Linked DNA regions of Mus musculus: regions 2 and 3 are each linked to region 1. The links are chromatin loops, found by intact Hi-C in ENCODE. Cell type or tissue: gastrocnemius. All regions are shown on one strand.

Evidence for each region. Hi-C counts contacts between places; a loop is a spot of excess contacts. Peaks named below come from ENCODE experiments on the same cell type or tissue, not always from the same donor. Only the 100,000 strongest peaks of a DNase experiment are listed, where the experiment ranks them.
Region 2: it touches region 1 in a loop (4-fold over the local background); 3 of 42 quality-filtered maps call a loop at or near these places.
Region 3: it touches region 1 in a loop (3-fold over the local background); 11 of 42 quality-filtered maps call a loop at or near these places.

The regions. Positions count from the first base shown.
Region 1 is chr7:115,212,758-115,220,757 of GRCm38, reverse strand. No RefSeq gene overlaps it. Among named protein-coding and RNA genes, the nearest start is that of Gm34282, 84 kb to the right of the region's middle. In gastrocnemius, a CTCF peak has its summit at 3,828 (motif pointing left); DNase peaks (open chromatin) are centred at 2,009, 2,831, 3,250 and 3,740; H3K4me3 peaks cover 652 bases; H3K27ac peaks cover 2,131 bases.
Region 2 is chr7:114,871,078-114,879,077 of GRCm38, reverse strand. No RefSeq gene overlaps it. Among named protein-coding and RNA genes, the nearest start is that of Gm24982, 43 kb to the right of the region's middle. In gastrocnemius, a CTCF peak has its summit at 4,868; a DNase peak (open chromatin) is centred at 4,752; H3K4me3 peaks cover 556 bases; H3K27ac peaks cover 2,382 bases.
Region 3 is chr7:114,919,218-114,927,217 of GRCm38, reverse strand. It overlaps the pseudogene Rps4l-ps. Among named protein-coding and RNA genes, the nearest start is that of A730082K24Rik, 25 kb to the left of the region's middle. In gastrocnemius, a CTCF peak has its summit at 4,855 (motif pointing left); a DNase peak (open chromatin) is centred at 4,835; H3K27ac peaks cover 2,493 bases.

The sequences.
Region 1 (8,000 bases):
TCGGGTCCTCTGCAGGACCTAACTCAGACATGAGCTTGAGTCTGGACCCAGGCCTTTAGAAGCGGCTTTCTCACCAATGACCACCTGCCTAACCTGTTCAGGAAGCTCAGCAGAGTAAGGAACACGATGCTGAAGAAGGCATGTGGCTCTCAGAGCCCCTTTGAGACCCCTTCGCACAGAGGTGATGAGCAAATGACAAGGGGCATCTCTGCTCCCAAGGGATTCCAGTCACGCGAACCCGACTAATTAAGGCTGGAACGATGTCATCTCCTGAAATAGCATTTTAATGACTGATGGCTCCAGTATAAATTGTTATCTCCTGATCCCTCGTTAGGGAGCTTAATTAGATCCATCATAAAACATATTGATCAATGACACTGAGCAGGTCCTCAGGACATTCAGTGTCCCCTGGAATATTGCTCTCATCTCTGTGGCAGGGCTAGGTGGGATGGGTCCCTGTAGCGATCCAGAATTCCACTGTCTCTTTCTCCCTGCCTTCTAGCCTTCAAGCCAGTCTCGGACCAGTCACTGTACAGACCTCTCATGCCTTAGCTGCCTTCCCCATTACCAGTAGTTGAGGATTTCCTTATTCTGCAAAAAGTAAAATGGATCTTGGAACCCCAGCTGTCACTCCCTTGATGCAGCCCCAGCCAAAAGAGTTGTCTGTCAGATGATAGCTTGGGGAGTGACAAACGAAAGAACAAAGAGACAAGGTAGACTGGATTACCCTCCTGACCTACGCACAGTGCCATGTGGAGCTGTGTAAACCCAGCAGCAGAGCCTCGGATATTTACAGCTGAGAAGGCAGAGTTACAGAAATGCCACCCCAAGGAGACATTGTTAGCACCCCAGCTGGAACTACAGCATGGCTTTGAGGAGTCCCAATCTAGACAGATGTGGGTTCAAACCCCAGTCATTTTATACACTTTATAAAATTTTAAGCCAACTACATAGGGTTTTGGAAATTATACTGCATCTATGACACTGGTGGTAACGATTAGGCCTTTCTCTTTGACTTATTACTGAGGTTTCAATGAAATGTCTTTAAGCTAAACAATTTTGGAATGTCCAAAATAGTTCAACAAATACCATTTTTTTTCCACTGAACATCCCACTGTTTCCATTTAGAAGGAGATTGGGCCTGCTTCATGAAATGGGCAGGGATGGTAACCTATGCCATGAAATACTTCGTCGGCAGCCAAAGTAGAAGGTGCTGGTTCCCATGGCATTTATTGATCACCTTCTGTGTACCTGGGTGTTAGTCAGAAGGTATCAGTGACCTCTGCGTGGATAAATCTTATTTAAGCTTTTGATCATTATGGTAAGAATTATTAAGATAAGGCATTGGCATACAATAGTGGTGAAGGTGAAGAGGCCGATCAGGAGAAATGACAAGGAAGGGCCAGCACCCCCAGACTCCCGCACAGACCTCAGGGAAAGACGTTGTTACTGTGGTGGCCCAGTACAATGTTCTAGGCATCCTAGACAGGGCGGGACTGTGTTGATTCAGTGGTGTGGACTCCATAGTCACGCTCACACATGGCTGCACTCTGTGTCTCTGTGTGGATGTCTCTCTGGTGTAGAAGTCACTTCACCAGAGCGGATGAGTCCTCACGTGTGTGCACTTGGGGGCCTTTTCTCTTGCAGTAAATGTAGCTTAAAAGCTGGTGACGGGGGCTCTTCCTGAACACCAACCACAGCACATCATTTTTCTTTCAGGGAAAAACGCTAGAAATTAACCTGCAAGGGGCAAGTCTCTCCTTTACTTCCTCTTTCTGCCTTCTCTTCCTCTGTGTGCGTCTCCCTCCATCTCTGCCGTTCTATTTATAGCTTAAGGCTTTCATGTTTTCACACTTAGCATATAAACGTCCTGTCTTACATGAGAGAGGGAGCACAGAGTGGCTCTGTAATTAGATCAGCACTCTGTTCCAACGGCACATGCTCGCTCGGGCTGGACATTGTTCCCTGCTCCACTCCCACCAGCAGACGTCACCAAGCCTCAGAATCCTGCCCGAACCCCTCCTTCCATGTCCCTTTTAATCCCTAATGACAGTCCTCCAATATGACTGTCCCCGGCTCCCTATCTGGTCCTCTTCTGCCACATTGGAGGTGACTTCAGTGTGCTCCACCAGGGCTCAGAAGAGCCTAGCTCTCCACTCTGATCTCTATGCAGAGTGGGAACCATCCCTGCTTGTTAAGGCCATCAGAATGACAGCCCACAGGGACAAAGCTCACCCCTCAAACTCGCTAGGTCCCCAGTCCCTAAAAAATAAGAAGACACAATTATAAAGATTTAAATTAAATGGAAAAAATACAGGAGCTAGGAAATGAGGCTTCATTTCCAAGCCCTCTTGATGCATGTTAGCGAATATTGTTGAGAACAATTAGGGCTGTGTGAGTGAGGGGTTTTTCCTCACTCGCTTGTCAGGTCAGAAGACAATCTGTTTATTTTCCTGATACAATTTTATTCAATAAACTGAAAGGATGGGAGCCGGGAAAGGGGATATGAACAGGATGTGTGCCATCAATTTGTCAAATAAATAACCGTGCTTGGAAACAACAGATTTTATTAATTAGACAGGATGGTGTATTATTACCATTAAAGTGTTATATTGCATTAATTTTTATATTTTACTCGGCTACTAATTACTGTAAAAGATTTCGGGAATGAAGCAAAATAAAATCATGCAGCATTATACATAATGTAAAGATAGCGTGAATTAATTTGCCCACTGATCGAGAGAGAAAGATGCACTGGGGCTGTCTGTGCTTCCTTGGCTGGCCTGGCCCGGGAGCCCCGGAAGCAGCCCTGTTGTTGGCAGGCAGAGGGGTGGGAGGTGAAGGATGCCTTGAAGCCTGGGGTTTGAGGTCAGGCACTGGACTACTGGCTCTGTAACCTTTAACAAATACTCACCCAGAGATCTCCGTGTTCAGTCTCCACTTGCCTTATGGCAACTGTAAGAGTTTGCCAGGAGAGAGAGAGAGAGAGAGAGAGAGAGAGAGAGAGAGAGAGAGAGAGAGAGAGAGAGAGAGAGACTCTTTCAATGTGGGAGGGGTGGAAGGGAGGATGGCAGGATTTGTGCAGGTGTTAAATGAAAGAGTATTCAGAGGTCTAGATCCAGCCTGGGTAGGCTAATGCCCAGGTCCTGGTAGAGCCAAGAGGCCAGGTCCTGAGAGAATCATATTTGCAGCTTCTCAGCCACTGCCCTGCTGGGACATACTGCATCCAAGTGGTGCAAAGCTGGCTGCTACTAAGGTCAAGACAACAGCGCCATGAGATCCTTGTTGTAAGTGCAGACCAGAGGTCTGGATAAAACAGGTGTCTCCCCCAGGGAACCCCATCAGGCATTGGTACCACGGGAAGGAAAAAGCACACCTCACTTCTGTGCAGCCAGACGTGAGCTATATGGATACAGCCATGTCCCCCTGAACAGAGGTTTATTCTTTAGCTTAGAAAATAAAAAGTAAACTTTTGTGCTCCCTCCGCGCTCCCCTCTCCCACCAAACAACAACAAAACCAGGTTGTCTGCCCAGGCAGGGGAATCCACGCCTGGCACAAGGTCTGATGGGGGAGGCAGGATGGGTTGGGCGCTCTTTGGGAACTCCCCATGACTACAACGCTGCAGGAGCCAATGGAGCCCCCACCCGCAAGATCCTCGCTGACCTGGGCAGTGCGGCCCACTCCCCCCCCCCCCCCCCCGGGGGGTGTGCTCCCAGGCGCAACTCAAGCCCAGCCGCGTTTTTCTGCAGGCTAGGTCTCCATAGCCAGGGCCCAGGAGAACCCACATTTCTCACGACCTACTGCCACCTACTGTCCATAGATGAGAACTGCAAGCCTCTTGGAAGTGTCCTTGGGGAGCCAGAGCAGCGACTCTGGGTGCATCTGCTTAAAGCCTCAGTTTCCAGAGTGTTCCGGAACTGCGTTGTGTGGGAACAATTCTACCAGACCTCTTGAACCCTTGTGCTATATCTTACTTGGGTGACACCTGGGAGGTCTGAAAAGGTTTCCCCTGGGGTTAAAAGGTTCCTCAGAAAGGATCAGATGTAAAATTTACAGTGAATGTTCCCATTTCTGATTCTCCTGGTTAGACCTTAATCTGTGCTGGAGTCTGACCTCCCTGACCAGGGCATGCCTTCAACCTTTTTCTCTTTTACTTGCCCTAATGTTACTTTGTCTTAACTATTACACGTGTTGTTTGGGCCCGAAGTCCTGTCTGTAGTAGTAATTTAAAAGTTGAAGTCGTATGTGTTCTTGTCCTACTTCCCAAATAATTGACACAAAGATCTATTAAGTTGATTACCAAGCTTTAACCTCTGTGACTTGGCAGGTATTCATCTATTCTAACAGTCTAAGCTATCTGTTGCTCAGCCCCAGGGCCCTTTACCTTCAAGCTGAGTCTCACCATCTTGCTCTGGTCCGAGCATTGCCTATGTCTGTTCTCTCCTGGTGAACTGATGGTGAATCCCTCAGTGACCTGCTCATCAGGACTTCTTCTGGACACACTGTCTCAGGGTTTCTCCACGTAGTCTCTCTACCTTCTTTCCCCGTGGCCCTTCTCTTCTCTCTTTCCTCATGGTCTTTCTCTTAGGTCTCTCTTTCTGGAACCAGATAAAACTTCAGCTTGAAATTACTACTGCATCTGATTGCACTCTGGCTGGCCAGAAGTTATTTAACCCTTTTTTTTTTTAAAAAAATACTCAATATTATTCATCTTTAAATCTAAAACGACCATGCTTTCCATACAGTTGGTCATAGTATGAAATGAATGACGATATACGAAGGACCAGGAACGAGCCTGGCATTCAGTAGATGCTTTACAAGTGCATAGTAAGGGATTATTCAAGGCTCCAATTATCTGCATACTATCACAAGATTTCCCTTCATCTTTTAGCTCCCTAAGTGCTAAAATCATTTCAGAATCAGTCACGCTATCAATCATAGCTACTTGCACAGGAGAAAGTAGTACCATGTATCTATCTATCTATCTATCTATCTATCTATCTATCTATCTATCTATCTACCTACCTACCTACCTACCTACCTACCTATCTACCTATCCATCCATCTATCTGTCTATCCATTCAATAAATGTTCTACACACAATGCTCTGGGGTTAAAAGGGTGGAACTGAAGACTGAAACTGAAGACTGAGACCTTTCATTCACAGAGTTTATAGGGTTAAATGAAGACAGAACAAATGAGTCAGGCATGGGGCCACATTCCTACAATTTCTGCACTTGGGAGGCAGAGGCAGAGGGTTGTAGGAAGTTGGAGGCCAGGCTGGTCTACATTAAAAATTCAAGGCCATGTAGAGAATGCAAGGGGCTATACAGTGAGTGAGATTCTGTTTCCAAAACAACCCCAACAAATAGATGTACAGATGAAGTGAATATTAAAGCAAGAATATCCAAGGTATCTGAAAGAAGTATGGGGTGTGGGGTGGGCCTTCTGCAGATGGGGCCAGCATAGGGCTCTGAATGAGAGGTGTCTGTGTCGAAGGTGGTCTGATGCAAACTTGAAGTATGAAAGAGGTAAATGGTGGCTTCCTGGGGTATACGGAGGAGCCTAGCTATGAAGGGGAACAGGCACATGATCTCAGTCTTGCTGAATGTGTGCACATACAAGTCAAAGCCCAGAGGTCTGCATTCTCAGAGGGAGGGGATGGTATTGCATGCAAAGTACAGTTCAATAGACCTGATTATAAAAAACAAAAGATGAAAGAAAAACAAACTGGACCAGGTAGTGATGTGCTCTGTTAATAACAGCAATATGGAGGCCAAGAGAATCTGGAGTTTATAGTCAAGCTGAGCTACATGGCAAGACCTTGTCTCAAAGATTAGCAGTTGCTGGAGGAGAGAGATATCTTTTTCTTCCGTGGTGTAGTCACTGGTAAGTGCCCAAGCGCCTGTAAAATAACTGCTCAAACCCATGCTCCTGTAAGCAACCCTAATTAAACTCATTAGTTTACACACACACACACACACACACACACACACACACACACACACATACACACACACACACTCACACACACACAGAGGCATGAAGGTAGGTAGGAGTTAGTTGCATGAAGTGAGATAGGAATTTGGGGACAAGATAAGACATACACATATAAAAATGTCATAATGAAACTCACTGTGTTATATTTAGTTCTTTAAAAAAGAACCCTAACCAGCAGAGTAACTAAACAAACAAAGAAGTGGGAAAGACTAAAATAAGGTGAGACAAGACATGGGAAGAAGAGACAGGAAAAAAGAAAAGAAAGAGAAAGGGAGAGATGGAGAGTTATGAAGTGAAGAAGGCAAAGAAGAGGGTCGCCAACATCAGCCAGAGCTGACGTATAGCCCAAAAAACAGGGAAGATCTTGATCCGCCTGGAGAACATGGGAAAACCCAAATGGACCAAGCTTGGTGAGGAAAGGACACCAGCAAGAGATAAGGTAGGGCCGTGGCCTTCGGAGTTTACTACAAGGACCTTTGATTTTCCGTAGAGTCCTGAACTCTCAAGCAGCCATAGGGCCAGCCTCATCTTGGACAAACCAGTATCCTGTACTGAAAACGTTCACAGTCTGTAAGTGCAGTGGTCACAATGAGCAGAGAGCCATCAGAGAAGGCTGCAGTGAGGATGGCTATGAAGGTACCTGAGGGATACCATGGATGCTCATGGATTATGGACAATCTGTGCATTCTGAGGGTCCTGCTCCTTCCCGGCACCACCAATCAGCTTGGAGCAGAGATGTCAGACTTTGGATGGCAGGTGATGAGTGGAGAGAAGGAGCAAGGGCGAAGCAAGGACACCCCCTCCACACTGCTCAGTTCCGTGTTCCAGGGTTATAGACTATTTTTCTCTGTCTCATAGAACAAACACCTCACAGTGTGTAGTTACACGTTTATGTTCTATGCGCATCTGTGCAGTGTCTAATTTTCTGAGGACTGCATGCTCTGTGTGAACCAGGGTGGATTATGCTTCTAACACCTCTGCATCCCTAGACCTGGCACTTAGGAGACACTCATATAACTGAATTAATGAATAGATGATGAATGAATGAAACAATCTACTTTTCTTAAACTCGGACCCATTCCCTTCGATTATCAGCCAAGAATTCACATTAGTCATCCTCTCTTAAGCTTCTCCAACATCTTCATTCTAAGATCAGCCCCCCCCCATGATTCTTTTGATTTTGATGCCCCCCCATAAACATCTGCATGAAATTAAACATCACCGGATTTGTACTGTTTGATAGGTGTTCTAAATGCAATCTGCCAAAACGGGGTCAAGAAGGACTATTGCTCCCACCCACCAGATGAGGAGCCAGGCAGCTGAAGAGGTGAGGTGACTCATCTGTGTCACAGCTCTGGTGTGGAAGGCACTCAGTTCAGTGCCTCTTGTGGGTCTAATCACATGACGAGACACAACAGCGGCTCTGCTTGATGGGTCTCCCCCACTTCCTGCCTGGCACACTGAAGGTCCTAAAGCCATGTGAGGGTATTTTTCAGAGAGCAGCTTGGGAAGAGAGATGGAGGCTCTCTGTGATGTGACTGTCCCTAGAGGCATCTACTCCACTTTTGCTTCTAGCAGCCATAAGGCAAATGGAGAATGTCAAAGAGACTTACAAAGCTTCCAGGTCGGTCCTCTGGGTAGTGATCTGCGAGGGCTTGCTGCAGGCCTTGCCACTGCCCAGTACTCTGACCTTGGATCTTGGACCTCTGACATAAGGTCTCTCTCTCTCTCTCTCTCTCTCTCTCTCTCTCACACACACACACACACACACACACACACACACACACACACTGTAGTCATTCTTTCTTGCCCTTCCAGCCATTCTCTCTCTCTCTCCTTTCTTTTTCTTTCTTTCTTTTCAATTTTTCCCTCTCTGTTCCTTTTTTTGTTTGTTTCTTTCTCTCTGTCTCACTTATCCCTTCTGAATTCCCTACTTCCCTGAATGTGACATACTTCACTAGTACACCAGCAAATGTCTACAGATGCAATAAACAGATAA
Region 2 (8,000 bases), 340 kb after region 1:
AGGACCTCACTGGGGAGGAGAGAGTTCTGGAAAGTCACAGTTAGTATTTCACTAGAGGAATAATTATTTGTCCTATTTCTTTAGCATGGCTTAAGGTGAAACAGTTCCTTTACGGGTGGTCCCTAGGCCAGGCAATGGACCCAGTACACCTGGAATGTTAGCTTTTCACTCAGGTCAGAGATTCTATTCTCCTGACTAGACGCGAATGGGCCTTGATTGCGGCTCTCACAAGATGACCATTTGTCCTGTCTTCTCCCTGTAGCTGCCAGTGTCTGAAATGCCTCTTCTTACAAGGACACTCATCATGCTGAATTAGATTTCAAGATCTGTCTCCAATTGCACTCATATTCTATAGTATAATGGTGGGAAATTCAACATGGGAATTGGGGGATGAGGACATAACTGGATGCTAAATCTCTGCCTCCATTTTGAAAGAGTGTTGCTTCCTTAACATAATTACTCTGAAACATTCACAGGATGCAGGTCTGTCACCAACGTCAAATCACTAGTGAGCCTGCTGACTTTCAGCTCCTAAGATTTCTCCATCTCTCACATAGAGATTCTCAGAGCAGCTTTCTCTCTGACCTCTGCTGACATCTAGCAGCCTGTGTGATCTTCCACAGAATAGTCTTACAGCTGCCTCTTGCTTAAAATACCTACTGCTTATTTAAGTATCCACAAGTTCTAAAATGTTGTCAGTTATACTTATGTGGATTTAATGAAAGGAAAGAATCAAAATATGCAAGTATGCACTTGCAAGAAGTTCTATTATAACATCATTTACAAAAGAGAAGACAAAATCACCTATATCCAACATTACCTCAATACAGGATGGGTGAACAGCCATGTGTTAAAAAAGCCACAGAAAGGCTAAGGCCAGGGGATATTTATTACAATGAAAAAGAAAAGAGTCTTGTATATATATTTGATTTCTTTTTTAAGAAAAATGTATAATATTTTGTTTATAAATTATTTTTAAGTGTGTGTGTGTGTGTGTGTGTGTGTGTGTGAAGGTACCTTTGGGAGTCAGGAGAAGAAGTCAGATCTCCTGGAACTAGAGTTACAGGCTGTTGTGAGAATCCTCACTTGGGTGCTGGGAACTAAAGTCTGGTCCCAAGAGCAGCAAGTGTTGTTAACTGCTGGGCTGTCTCTCCAGCCCTCTTCATTTTTAAGGTCTGAAAACCCCACAAAGTAAAACCTTGCACATCTCTCCATTATCTGCAACCCTCGCTCCTTACCCTCTCCCCATAGTGTAAGCTTAGACTCCTTACACATTTAATACTTATTACTCCTGTTTGTGAAAGACATTCTTATGTGGCCATAGGTGTAAAATACATATGTCACAAATCATAAAGAAATTCACTTAAAAACAATTGCTTGATATACATATAATTTTACTATCAATTAAAGATGGCAATAAATCCATATCCTAATGAGATGGGTGTGCTTTGTTTATTTTATAGAGAGATTAAGCCAGGGCTTAATATTTGATATCACAAAATTTAGATCATTTCTAATGCTTTTTAAGGGTGTTAGATATTTTGATCTTATAATCAATGCTAAGGACACTTCTGTGCAGAAATGTGTGGTTCAAAATGGCCAAAGGGTGGTGAGTTCCATTCAAAATCACCAGAAATTCTGCCCAAATCCCAAGCCAAAGCCCCCTGAATGACATTTTTAAAAAATGAAATTCAAATCAGCAATTCAATCAGCACCTTTAAAATTAAAGCAGTTAAATATAATGCAGCCACAATGCATACTAATTTAATAATTATATTCTAAGGAATAATGGCAGAAAAATATTAAAAGACTTTGTTTTCTGCATTTAGACCATTATGGTTTTACTAGAAAACTTTGTATGTAGAGTGAAGGCTTCTCAGTGTATAAAATGCATGAGTCTCAAGTCTGAGCTGAGGTGTTTGGGGCAGCTCTCATTGACATTGGATGCTGTGACAACCAGCTCAGTGCTAAGTGTATATGCTGTGTTCTTAGACCCAAGGCACAACATTACACAGGCGATCACTGTTAGAAACACCTTGGATTCGTTACACATTTGATTTTGAATTAACGTTTGGTCATTGAGCATTCAGAGACCTTTTGCTATTGCCAAATATTTTTAACACTTGCATTCAAGTGTGTGACAGCCCCATATGAGACATAGCCCACAGTATAAGGACCTGGGATCTAAGCTGCCATCATCTACCTCCTGGGCTAACGAGATGTCACTAAGTGCATGTTTAATTCAACTGGCATGTTGTAGCAAAACTTCCTACTAAAGAATAAATGAGTATTCTGGAGAAAGCAACTTATCCCCCTGCCTGCTGCTTACAGATTACAGGGCAGCATCAGCCCATGGACTACGTACTATGCATTATTACATAGCAGAGTATTTTTTCATTGATTCAGATAATGTATTCAGTACATAATGCTGTGTCTCCTAATTGAAGTGTATGATTCGGTAGCATCTAATATATAAAACTCTTGTCTAGACACTGCATGCAGGTACCTATTTTTCCATACCCGTAAGGCTCCTCTCGTCCTTCATGTCAGAGATAAGTATTATCTTGACTTCATCACTACAGATTAGTTTCCCTGTTCTTGAACTAAAAATAAGTGAAACAGTCCATGTATGCTATCATATGCAAGGTTAAGCATGCAATAGTCATCATACGGTTCCCCCTGCCCCATGCACACACCACTTCGTTTTTTCTCATGGCTCCTAACTTTACATGTAGTCCCTCCACAATTCTATCTTTGCATTCTGATCTTTCACCTATGAGTGTGTCAAGCACTCCTCAGCAACTACTTCAGCAGCTCTATGCTTACCTTCTTCAGGCACCCAACTCCAGGTTGCCCTTTAGTCTTTTTTTCCCCATTTTTTATTAGGTATTTAGCTCATTTACATTTCCAATGCTATACCAAAAGTCCCCCATACGATTCAATCCTCCTTCCTTAACTCAATTTTTTCCTGACAACCCCTACCCTTGCCTAAGGCTAGACCAATTTGTCCATTCTTGTCTCCAGTTATTCTTTCTGCTGAGACTGTTTCGCTTGAGATCAGGAGTCACACATGCTCCCCCCCCCCCCTGCCCCAGTGCTGACCACTACACCTTCCATAGGAACTCAACTCTTTCTTCAACAAAGGAATACCAAGAACAGTATCCTGCTTAGTGCCTGGCCCACCTTAGGCTATAGGCATGGTATTCTCTTCCCTTTCCCATGGCATCATGAAGTGTGAATACTGCACAGTGTGTTCTCTGCCCAAGCCATGCCCACATTGTAGAGAAGGCCCAGAAGTCATATCAGTCTACACAGTGACTCTTGAAATGTATGTGCTAGAAATGAGGGTTGCTCCCACACTGCTTCACAATGGACTGTGACATGTGTTTCTTTACAGCACTTCCAGGAAGGACTCCCGTGGAGACCATTAAAGAAAGTGTGAACAAAGATGAGGAGAAGGGGGAAATAAGGATCAGGAAAAGAAAAAAGAAAAAAATGTAAACACTGACTATCTCAGGGCGGTGAGACGCTCGCTGTAAGACCGTCTTTCTGGACTTTAATTTCTAAATTCTCTATATGTAATATGCTTTGTGTTCATGATAATACAGTGTTAACTCTAAGAAAAAGTTAGTTCTGCATGGTCTGCAATGACACATGAGGAATTAATTGAAATGCATTCTATCATCGATGGACAGGGCAGTTCCCACAGCCTAGGCCATGGAGCCTTTCCCTAGACAGCCTGAGGAGAAGCGAAAGGAACACAAATGAAAATAACCATAGGTCATTCCACTTCCCAGACCATGGCCTAACCAGAAAGCATGTGCCCAAATAATCATGAGATCCCCCCACTGCCTGGCAAAGCTCTGACCAGGCAGAACCTCAGAAACTTGATAGGTCCCAGAGACGAAAGTTCCAAATCCCTGCAAAGAGTTGAGAGCTGTTGGCCTGGCCACTGCTCTGGGTGGTCTTGTTGCCCACTTGCACTCCCCTCCTTAAGTACACCGATCTTCTTGTCACCCATTTCCATCCTTTGTCACCTCCATGCAGCAGCTTCCTGTCTCAACAGTTACCCTTGAAACTGGCTCCCACACCTGTGGGACACCTCTGATCTGAGTTGCTCACTAGGGTCTGCATCAGGACCATGCCCTCCCTGCCCCTGAACACTTTACATCCACTGATGATATGATTCAGTGACAATAAAGGGGCTTAAGGGCAGAGGCGTTCTAATCAGAGTGCCCTGTTCAAAGTCAGCTCTAACCCTAGCTGTGTGATGTTGACCTAACCCTTGGACATATCTGTACCTATGCTCACTACTCTGCAAGGTGGTGATATTGCGCAACCATTGCCACCTCAGAGGCCAGCAAGGAGGATCAAGGTCTCACCTGAGGATGAGGAGGCCTCTCTGCTTTGTTTTTATGAACAAAAAGTAAGGAGCTTCTAAAACTCCCTCATTGGCTGACTTTGAGATTATAGTTAAAAAAAAAAAAAAAAAAAAAAAAAAAAACTCCCTCAGATCTTGGTCCCCCACCACCCCACCTAGGAATTGTTCATTAATTTTTCGTTCTAAAGACAGCAGAACAATTTGCATCTTTTTTTCCCAGAGAAATTCCAGAGGGACAGTGAGAGACAAAGTGAGAGAGGGGCAGAGAAAGAACAGTGGCAGAGAAAAGAGAGAGAGAGAGAGAGAGAGAGAGAGTGGGGACACACAACAGATTGGAGCTGCCAGGCTGGCAGCAGGAACGAAGCCTCGGAAAACATGCTCACTTGCCAGCTGGGTTTCGCCAGCGAGGTTGGTTTTTTGAGTGGTTTTTTTTTTTTTTTTTTTTAATTTTCTTTTTCATTTGTGTTCACACTTCCCCCTCTTGTGGCTCATAAGAAAATCACAGGTACTGTTTTGCTCTCAAAACTTAGGGATGCGCCTGGCTAAATGGAGCTAAGCAAAGGTAACTAGGTCAAACTCTACTTGAATTACAGAATAGAGGTGGCGGGGGGGGGGGGGGACCAGGCTATGTTATATACATGACCCAGCCCCCAGATCTTTCTCCAAATGTCATGTGAGCAGAGGGAACCTCTAAGTCTCATCTTCAAAATGAAAGAACAGCTCCAAGAGACTCAAAAAGCCACAACCTCCAAGGAAGACCCCCCAAGAGGCTTAAAGAGCTACTGCGATAGAGTCATTTAGGGACAAGCCAGCAGAGAGACAGATGATATGTACAAGCAATACCCAAAAGAGAACTGATCCTTTATTGCTATACTTAAACCATGCTGAAGCCAGCTTATACCAGTTGGTTACACTGTCATGGATACCCAAAGTGCCCTTTCTTCAAAGGGTTGAATAAATGTTACTTTTCATCATGCCTTCTGGCATGTCTTCCCCAAGCCCTTACCTCTAGAGGATATATGCTGTCCTTTCCCTCTCTGACATCCCTTATCTCGTTTCCTAAAGCAGCCCCAGCCTGCTCTGCTTTCTGTTTGCAATTATGTTTGCTGTGGCCCCACCCTCCCCTAGGGATGAAAGGGAAAAATCTGGGCTTCCTGCAACTCCAGGGATCCAGCCCCCTGTAAGGAATGTGTGCAGTAGCATTTCATAAGTGTGAGTCATCCACACATACAGCTCGATCCCATAACAGACAGAAGAGGAGAGGTTGTGTCTAAAGCCAGGGCAATCTCATAAATAAATAAATAAATAAATAAATAAATAAATAAATACCATCTTTCCCTGAGCACTCTGCAATGGCAGGCATCTATGCTAAATCATAGCCCACCTGTACTTCAGTGATCCCTGCAATTTATCTTTAAATGTTTCAAAATGAGGACTGATGGACATAGGAAGGAAGGGAGGAAGGGAGGAAGGAAGAAAGGAAGGAAGGAAGGCAGGAAGGAAGGAAGGAAGGAAGGAAGGAAGGAAGGAAGGAAGGAAAGGAGGGAGGGAGGGAGGGAGGGAGGGAGGGAGGGAGGGAGGGAGGGAGGGAGGAGGAAGGAAGGAAGGAAGGAAGGAAGGAAGGAAGGAAGGAAGGAAGGAAGGAAGGAAGGAAGGAAGGAAGGAGAGAAAAAGGAAAGGAAGGAGAGAAAAAGGAAAGGAAGGAAAGAAAAAGGAAAGGAAGGGAAGAAAAAGGAAGGAAGCAAGGAAGGAGGAAGAAGGGAAAAACAAGAGAAGTTTGGGAAGATGAAAAACAGGAAGGAGAGGGAGGAAGAAGGAGAGGAGGCCTAATGGACAGTAACAATTCAGCTGCAGGATCCATGGCTATCCATACCCACTGGACTTTTCTTTATATCTTTATCAGTTTTTCACTATTTCAAAGACAAAAAAGTTAAGATAAATCCAAAATCAGCTGTATTTAAGACAGCTTACAACAAAAATACAAGTCCAAATGAGCTTTTCATTCCAGAGCACAAGTGGGCTTTAGGGCTTCTAAACAAAACATAAGTGAGTATACGTTCTGTGAGTGCGTGTTTTTCTAGGAAGATAATAGTTACAGCTTTTATCAAAACATTGCAGATTTGTAAGTCCTGTATCCTCCGAAGTGTTAAAAATAGCGACTCACAGAGAGACAAAAGACTTGCTATTAGGGAGTCAACAGTTGTAGAAGGATAGATTGAACCAGTCAAATGTCAGAGACAAGAAATGGCTTGGAAAGGATTCAGCCTCGACATTTCCCACCCCATCCGCATAGGAAAGGCAAGCCTAAAGAGAGCTCGGTGAGATTGACTTCAGCAATGTAACATATCACTGATTCCTAAATAACTAGGACCGCAGTGATTTTCTTATGTCATGGGGCCTCCCTGTCTCCTGCAAAAGCCGTTCTGAAAACCATTTCCAGACAACAATGGCCATCTTGTCAGCTCTCGTAGACAAGGGCATGCATCTTTATTTGAAACCAGATGAACGCATTCTCACAGGGCTGATTGCAGAGGAAGCTTTGTAGGGCAGGTTTGAGGCGCATCACGGGACCACAGATATTCTCAGCTGTAAGATAGAGGGAGCGGGCCACTAACTAAGATTGATGGACAGTGCCAGCCCTGGCAGAGCAAACACAATGCTGGGATGGCCAAGTGGGGGAAGAAAATTAGTTTGCAAGATTAGAACATATTAACACAAGTCAGACAACTGTCATGTCACAGCTCCTCACCGTAATGCTGATTGGCAGGCAAGCATTTCTGATTCTGATGGTCATGGAGGCGAAGCGTCTGCAATCTGTCTCGCATGACATTCCACTAGCTGGCAAGTAACCGCTGATAGAGAAGTCAGCTTTTCTTAGAAATCTGTCCCCTTGAGTCTTGTTTGTCAGAACCCCAGGCCAAAGGTACTTGGTGAGGTGGGACAAAGCAGAGTAGATATCCTAGCTATCAACAGCATCAGCTGCCAAAAATAAGGAGGCTTTCTGAACTTTGTTCAATAAGTGCTATCGGACAACTCATAGACCTGGTACTGGGCTGGTAAGGGCAGAAAGATACAAGAGACAAGGCCCCAGCCCCAAGGAGGGTCTTACATCACCAGAGAACCCTGACCTACATATATGGTCAAGTTCAGTAATGAAGCAAAGCAGGCCAGTGTTAGTAGTGGACCCATGATTGAACCTCATCTGGTTAACTCCAATAAATGCCACCATCTTGTCTCCATCACTCCTCTCTGAACTCCAGATAAACATATTTATTGTCATTAATATTAAGCTAGAGAAGTTGGAAAGCAGTCATGATGCGCTGAGACCCAAGTTCTAAGTGGCACTATGTGGTTGCTTTGTACTGTATATTTTCAAAAAAGGTCTTTTATTTGTATTTTGTTTGGATTTCTTTTACAAGACAGTGGGGTTTTTTTTTTTTGTGCGTGTAGCTCCGACCATGGCCCAGACACATAACCAAAATATAGGTTGGATATGTAACCAAAACAAATACTACACAGTCCCTCTGACCTATACCTGACCATGATGTCATTATGGTTTTGGTTTCATAAACACTACTTCTGAGCTTCAGTGCCTTGAGTTCTTTGGGGCAAGGGCTTA
Region 3 (8,000 bases), 290 kb after region 1:
CGGCAACCTGGGCATGGTAACCGGAGGCGCCAACCTGGGTCGCACCAGCGTCATCACCAACCGCGAGCGCCACCCCGACTCCTTTGACATGGTCCACATGAAAGATGCCAACGGCAATGGCTTTGCTACCCGCCTCTCCAACATCTTCATGATCTGGAAGGGCAAAAAGCCGTGGATCTCCCTTCCCCGGGGAAAAGGAATCCGCCTCACCATTGCCGAAGAGAGAGACAAGAGGCTGGCGGCCAAGCAGAGCGGGTGAAATGGACTCGGAGGGACATTGCGGGGAAGAGGCGTTTACATTTGTTTATACTTAAAGTTTTTTAAGCAGCATGTTGAATTAAAAAAGGAAGCAAGCTTAAAAAAAAAAAAAGGAACCCAAATACATCGTGGCAAACTCCTATTTTCCACCAGTGTTCTGGGTAGGCATCCTGGCAATCACATCCCATCCCAAGGTCCTGTAATCAACTGTAAAACAAAATGACCAGCACTCACATTACTTCCAGAGTTTTTTTTTGTGCAAACTGGCAGCCGAAAATCAGGAAAATGGCTCGTGACCACCAGGGAGAATAGCATTTTATGATGAGAGGAAAGAGGGTGCAAAGGTCCTGTGGTAAGAAAAAGCTTGACAGTGTTCCCAGAGATAGAGGATGTCTAGTTAGCAGGACCAATGTGCAGGATGGTGATGGAAAATAATAAGAATGTGATAATGGCCTGGGAACAGGAGGAGGAGAGAGACTGTCCCTTTCATATCACTATGAAGGGCTTGTGTTTTCATTGTGTATTATATTTATAGATAGTGAGGGAGTCATTGGGAGGTTTAAACAAGAGGGGAAGTTAGCATGGCTTAAGAATCTAGGAGATCCCTTTAGCAACAAAGTGAAGAATGAATGGTAGATAGCAAAATAATTGAAAACATAGAGGGCAAGTAGGATGACTCAGTGTGTTAACATACTTGTGGCCAAACCTGAGAACCTGAGTTCAATTCCTGGGATCTACACAGTTGTAAGAGAAAATCTGTCCCTGCAAGCTATCTTCTGACCTCTACACTCACACCATGGCATGTGTGACCACACACACACAGTCACACACACACACACATACACACACACACACACACACACACACACACACAGACACACACACACACACACACACACACACACACACACACACTTAATTTGTTACAATGTGATGAAAGAATTAAATTATCCTCTTAAGCAAAGAGACTTGGTTCACTTTCTGCTAGACGTCTTATTGAGCAGTTGAGCACTGGTTTCTGATCTCAGGATTTCTGTTCAGCAGCTCAGATTACCTTCCTCCACCCAGATGCAAGGCTCCCTGAGAAGGGTTAGCTTCTATTGTTATCAAGAGACAAACTAGAATCACCAGGGAAGAGAGTCTAAGGAACTGTCTAGATCATGTCGACCTGTGGGCACGTCTATGGGAGCGTTGTCATGATTGAATATTCAAGATGGGAAATCCCACCCATTATGAGCATGCCACTCTCTGGGATTATCCCTGAACTGTGTGAAAATGTGGGGGTAGGGGCAGAAGCAGAAATCAAACTGAGCACCATGCATGTATGCATGCACTCTCCCTGCTCTGTGGATGTGACGGACTGTATCAAGCTTCCATCCTGACTTCTCTATGATGAGCTTTAGCCTGGACTTCTTAACGGAATGGACCCTTCCTCCCTTGAGTTGAGTTAGGTCAGGGTAGTTTATCACACTCAGACACTCCTCAAGACCCAACCTGCCTTGCTGTTGGCCACTCCAGCTAGCCACCCATCTGGCCAACTGTCTCTGCACAAGTTGAGATGGTCTGGGTTTTCTGGATGCCCAAAAGGCAATGCTCTGACACAATAAATGTCACTTGTAAATCCAAAGGTGTCCCAAGATAGATGAGGGCAGAGTAGGAGTTGACACCATCCACCAAGTCAAAGCAGAAAATCCAAAGTGATGGTTTTTATGAATGGACAGACTGAAGGTCCTGAATGTTCTTTGTCAGACTGGATTGGAGGGGGTTCTCCATGGATAGAGAAATCATGGGAGAAGATGCAAGGAAGCTGACATCCAGAAAACATCTCCTTATCTTGCTAGCTGAAATGAAGCTGTCTAGAGGCCTCTTCCTGGGCCAGGTGTGACCTGCTGGCTTCCAGGTTCATTTATTAGTGGCCTGACACTGAACATACTAACTGTACAATTTCTATATTAACTACTACCACCCAGCCATAATGAGTGCTCATAATTATATTTTATATAAAACAAATAATACACTGGCACAGAGCTTACAAAGGGGCCCTGAGTAGGAACTGGGCTGAGGAATCCATAGCATAATTCATGTGGCCCCACTATCCATATGGGATGGGTTTGAATTGACCAAAGATAGGTCAGAGACTCCCTTCTGGGAGTACAGGGCTTCAGGAGACCAGGGAGGACTTCTGAGAAAGGTTCTTCTCCTCCAGTATTCTGTCAGTATCCTAGGAAGACCCAGAGCTTGACGGAGGCACTAGGTCTAGGAAGAAGCCACTCTTTGAAGTTTTCTCATTTTCTCAGTCTCTCTCCAACTATGTGGTATTTATATATAAATACATAATATAATTGATTCTGTTTTTGTTGGATTTTTTTAGAGCAGCTCTCCCAATATCTAGACTTGGTGGTGAGACAATAAAGGATTTTTAGACATCTGATATAGAGTTTAAATGTAACTTGGGTTCTCCAATGAGACCACTGCTAATCAGCTATCATTCCAACTCATTTTTAGCCATCACCTCTCAGAGTCTCACATTCCTTGTCCTTAAGCTGGAAACAACCTTTTGCTAGTTTGGTACAGCATTGTTCTAAGAATAAAGAAGTAACCTATTGAGACTTCATTTTGAATATTTTGTAAGTGTCGATTCACTTAAATAACCCAATAGACCCCATAGGAGCACGAGGCTCAGCTCAGTTTCAGTCGATACTGAAAGGTTAAAGACTAAAGACATTGCCCTTGCTTCTCTTGCCTCTCTTACTCTCATACTCTTGCCTCTTGCCCCTTGCTTCCCCTTTCCCCATTCCCTTCGCCCCCTCTTTCTATGTGGTCATGGCCAGCCTCTACTTCTCTACTCTCTCCTTCTCTTTGCCTTTCTCTGCTTCTACTACACTCTGAACTCCCCTCCCCATGCCCTGAATAAACTGTATTCTTTTTTTTTTCAATTTTTTATTAGGTATTTACTTCATTTACATTTCAAATGCTATCCCTAAAGTCCCCTATACCCTCCCCTGTCCTACACACCCACTCCCACTTCTTGGCCCTGGTGTTTCCCCTGTACTGGGGCATATAAAGTTTGTAAGACCAAGGGGCCTCTCTTCTCAATGATGGCCAACTAGGCTATCTTCTGCTACATATGCAGCTAGAGACATGAGCTCTGGGGGTACTGGTTAGTTCATATTGTTGTTCCACCTACAGGGTTGCAGATTCCTTTAGCTCCTTGGGTACTTTCTCTAGCTTCTCCACTGGGGGTCCTGTGTTCCATCCAATAGCTGACTGTGAGCATCCACTTCTGTGTTTGCCAGGCACTGGCTTAGCCTCACAAGAGACAGCTATATCAGGGTCCTTTCAGCAATATCTTGCTGACGTATGCAATAGCGTCTGCGTTTGGTGGCTGATTATGAGCTAACTGTATTCTATACTAAAAAAAAAAAAAAAAAAAAAAGACTAAAGACATTAATTGGAGGTCATAGGACAATTTAGCTGAGGAGCCTACATACAAGCCCAGGAAATCTGAACTTTATTCTAATGACCTAGCCTGGTACCTAGGACAGAATCAACCAAAGAAATGTGGCAAAGGATCTTTGTCATGTTTATGAACTGCAGGCCAGCTCTGTGCATGGATCTTTGCTGCCTTCAGCAGATCTGAAGCATGCCTAGTGGTTTTTATTAAAAGGAAGAGAGGTGCCTGGGAGGGACTCAGTAAAGGGGAAAACAATGCCTGCTACACCCCCACCCTCTAGGAGCTGGGTGCCTTGGCCACAGAGGAGACACTGATGCCTTCCAGGAGAACACAACTGAAGCAGTAACAACAACAAAGTGGCATGGGGAGAAAGAGCAGAAATCAAGACTTCAGTTTTCAGCTGTCACCTGTCTATCATAGGCTCTGAAACAAGGACAGCTGTCCTCTGAGGCATGGCAACGCCAGTGTGAGCTAGCTCTAGAATCCAGATGGAAAGAATAAAATACAAAGGAGAGAAGCCATGATGATCATGTGGCTTAGGCTAAACAAGGCGTTCCGGGTCCCACTTTGGTCCAGATTCTCTTCTCCAGGTGACTCACCATGTTTGGTTGGTCCAGTTCCTTGTTCAATGCAGAGACTGTGGTAGACAAGATCAGGGAACCAGGGTCCTCAGACCAGTTAGAATCCCATTCTGGCCTCAGTTTGTCCCATGTATAAAATCAGGAGGTCAATTAAATTTTAATACCTTTAACATCTTGAAAATCCCATGTGCCCTCGACTCACTTTACCCACAGCCATAAATCAATATCCTTGGGGCAAATGATTTCATTTAGGTCAAATGATTACTTGTACATATACAGGGGAGAAATAAAGACACCACACACACACACACACACACACACACACACACACACACACACCTCCTGAACCTCATGTTTATAGAGCCCACTCCCACCTCAGTCATACACAAAGCATCCAGACAGTCGAGCAGAGGCACAAACACCTGGACTCTCTAAGCTGCTCCTTCCCCCACCCACTCTCTTGATCCCGCCCCACAGCCCCCTTTCCAACTCCCCTGCTGGGTAGCCAAGAGGGCCTAGCCTTCCACTGTCTAGTTACCTAAGATGATGGGCTGGTGCCACCCAATGGTCAGGATCAGAAGTACACCCTTGGTTTCAAGACCCAAAGGGGATTGGAAAGGGTCCAGGGTCATTCAATCCATCATTCTCTGTGCAGTGAGGTTGTGTCCAGAGTTGCCCTAGATAGACCAGGCTGCCTATGGTCGTAAACCTTCTCAAAGGTCAGGGGATTGTCACTGACACTCTGGGAGACTTTGGGCCAGGCCAGAGCCTAAAAATATTGGGTGCAAACTGTGTGCTCAGCACCATTCTAGAAGCTTTATCTGCAGTCTCCTTTTGATCCTCACACCTGCTGCTTTGCAGGGCATGTATTACTGTCTCTATTTTAAATAACTACTACTAAGAGGGGTGACTCTGAGACACAACTCCAGCTCTGACTGGCAGTCACCTGGCCACCCTGGACTTAGTCTTCTCTACATCTTTGAATCTAATCATTCATTCATTCATCCATTCAGTAATTCAGTCAGTCAGTCAGTCATTCAGTCACTCACTCACTCACTCACTCACTCACTCATTCTTCCTGTGAATGTTATGGATAGGATCCATGTTAGAAAGAATTCAGAGGGGCACCAAGGTATGACTTTAAATAGCTTCTAGGCTTCAAGAGTCAATGAGTGTTGTGTCTTCCAGAGTCCTTAAATATATAACCTTAGAGGCTCTTCTTTGTCAAGTTGTATGTAAGTACAAATGGTAAAAATGAAGCCCTAGCCTAGAGTGGAAGGCAGCCAGCACATAGAGGAGAGCAGCCAATGTGCTTGAGCAAAGACTCTTCAGTCCACATTCTTCTAATCTAGGACTGCCCCAATGTGAGCCCAAACACAGTCAAGGAAAGAGTGAAAAAAAACTGTGGTAATTGGTTTCAAAGGACTCTGTTTGTGTCACAGGTGAGAGCCAGGAGCAGAGAGGCACTTCAAGTGCAGAGAAACTCGGTATGTCCTGCCATTCTGACATCTCCAGCCTCTCTCCACAGCCCAACTCCAACCTTTGTCCCTACTCAACTGCTTCTCCACCTGCATCCTCACAGAGTCCTACTTCCCAAGCTCCAAACAGCCCACAATTCACTAGCTCCTGATCTTTGCTTATTTTGATTAATGCATAGGAATAGAATAATAGAATCATAGTATGTGAAATACCAGAAAAAAATCACCCAGTCCAAAGTGTGTGGATAAGTAAGAGACCTAGGTAAGAAGATTGATCCAAGATCACATGGCCAGCATATGTTATGGTATAGCACCATACAATGTAGCCTGTAAAATAACTGGGTGCAGAGTTCACACTGCCCTTTCCAGGATCACTTTCTCCCTTTCCTCTTCATCACCATCCTTGTGAAATCAGACAGTGATGGAGGTCTGCATCAATCAATTCTAAGTCATCTTTTCACATTCCCATTCCTTTCCAGTTTCCCAGCCCAAGTATAACTGTCCTTGAAGACAGAAAACACCTTTACTTTCTTATAAAGTCTTAATTCTAGCACAATGATGATTTAATTCTAGCATGCAAATTAATAAAGGCTTAGTTCTATCATGTACATATCAATATTGGGTGGGTAGCCGGAGGTATAGATGAATGGAAGAAAGGGAGAAGGGGGAGAGTGAAGGGAAGGAGAATTCTGAGGTCTGTAGCTTCATTTACTTAGCTTCTGTTCCCAAGTGCCCCAATTACAACCTTGCCAAAGAGGTAATCAGAATGCCACATCAAACATTAAAATAAAACCACGTCTTTCTCTTCCTTGTGAAAACAGCATTTGAAGCTGAGCCTGGTGGCATAGACCTGTCACTCCAGCTACTTGGGAGGCTGAGACAGGAGACCCACAAGTCCATGATCCCCTACCATACATACATATGAAATGAAGGCACACATATACTCACCATAAATTTGAGGAAATCTTTTTTTATTCTTTTTTTATTAGATATTTTCTTTATATACATTTCAAATGCTATCCCAAAAGTTTCCTATACCCTCCCCCCACCCTGTTTCCCTACCCACCCACTCCCACTTCTTGGCCCTGGCCAAGATACAATTTGCAAAACACAAGAACATCAAGAAGAGGGAAGACCAACGGGAGGAAATCTTGATAAATCAGAATTCCCTGAATACAGCAGATATGCCTTCACTTTCAAATTATAGTCCTATATTCTCAAATTCCTTTCTGCTACTCTCAAAGTCAGTTAAAACACCAGCCAACCAGCCAGCTGTGTTCAGAAGGGGTTGTCTCTGGGCTTTGATAAGCTCCCTGCACCCCACTCTGCCTTTACAAAGTGATCTTGTAGGATTTTCACCTGGGAATCATAGTTGGTCATTTTCTGCTCAACTCTCCCACATGCTCTGAGCCGCAGAGCTGACACACAAAGTAAGTGCTTATTCAGCATCCCTTGAATTGATGGTCCTCTTACCACACCATATGCTCCTGTTGCCCCTGAGGGTTCAGTTATATTTCATTGTAAAACCACTTAAGTTACTTTCTAGATCGTTATAAACAAGAGCCCTTCAGGAGCTGGACATAGTGTCTCCAAAGAGCCACAGCTTTAGGGCAAGGACAAACCAGGGCTGTAGAGCTAAACACAGTACACAAGCAAACAGGTACCTCTGAGGACAAAGAGGTACCTGGGAAAGAACTAGATCTCATGTGTAGGAGATTTGAGAAGCCAAATTTTGAACAAAATTAAGATAGTTTTAAACTAGTATTGTGTATCAATAAAACAGTATGCCAGTGGGTAGTGAGCCCTCTGGTAATACAGATGTCCATGCAACAGATGCAGATAAGCACTGAGGACAAATCAAAGGCCATGTGGGTTGCATCTGATTGAAAAGGTCTAGGCCAGAACTGAGCATCCATGACTTCATCAGATCTCTAAGAGTTGCCCAAGCGAAATCCCAAAATCTGAGTTGATTTCCATGGTCTATTTCAATCTTTTACTTCAGTGCCCTCCCATCCCACTCTCAACTCCCCAAAATCTTTGTCAGCATAGAGGTGTTTATTGGCGGAAGATCATCTCTGTGGTATTCTTCAATGCTCTTGTCCCACATTATAGGTCATGTGGATCTTGGTAGAGTTTTCATATACACCACCTTCCCAGAGGTCCCAGCATAACACCACCTTCCCAGAGGTCCCAGCATAAATGAGAGTGGTCCCTAAACCCACAGAGCTC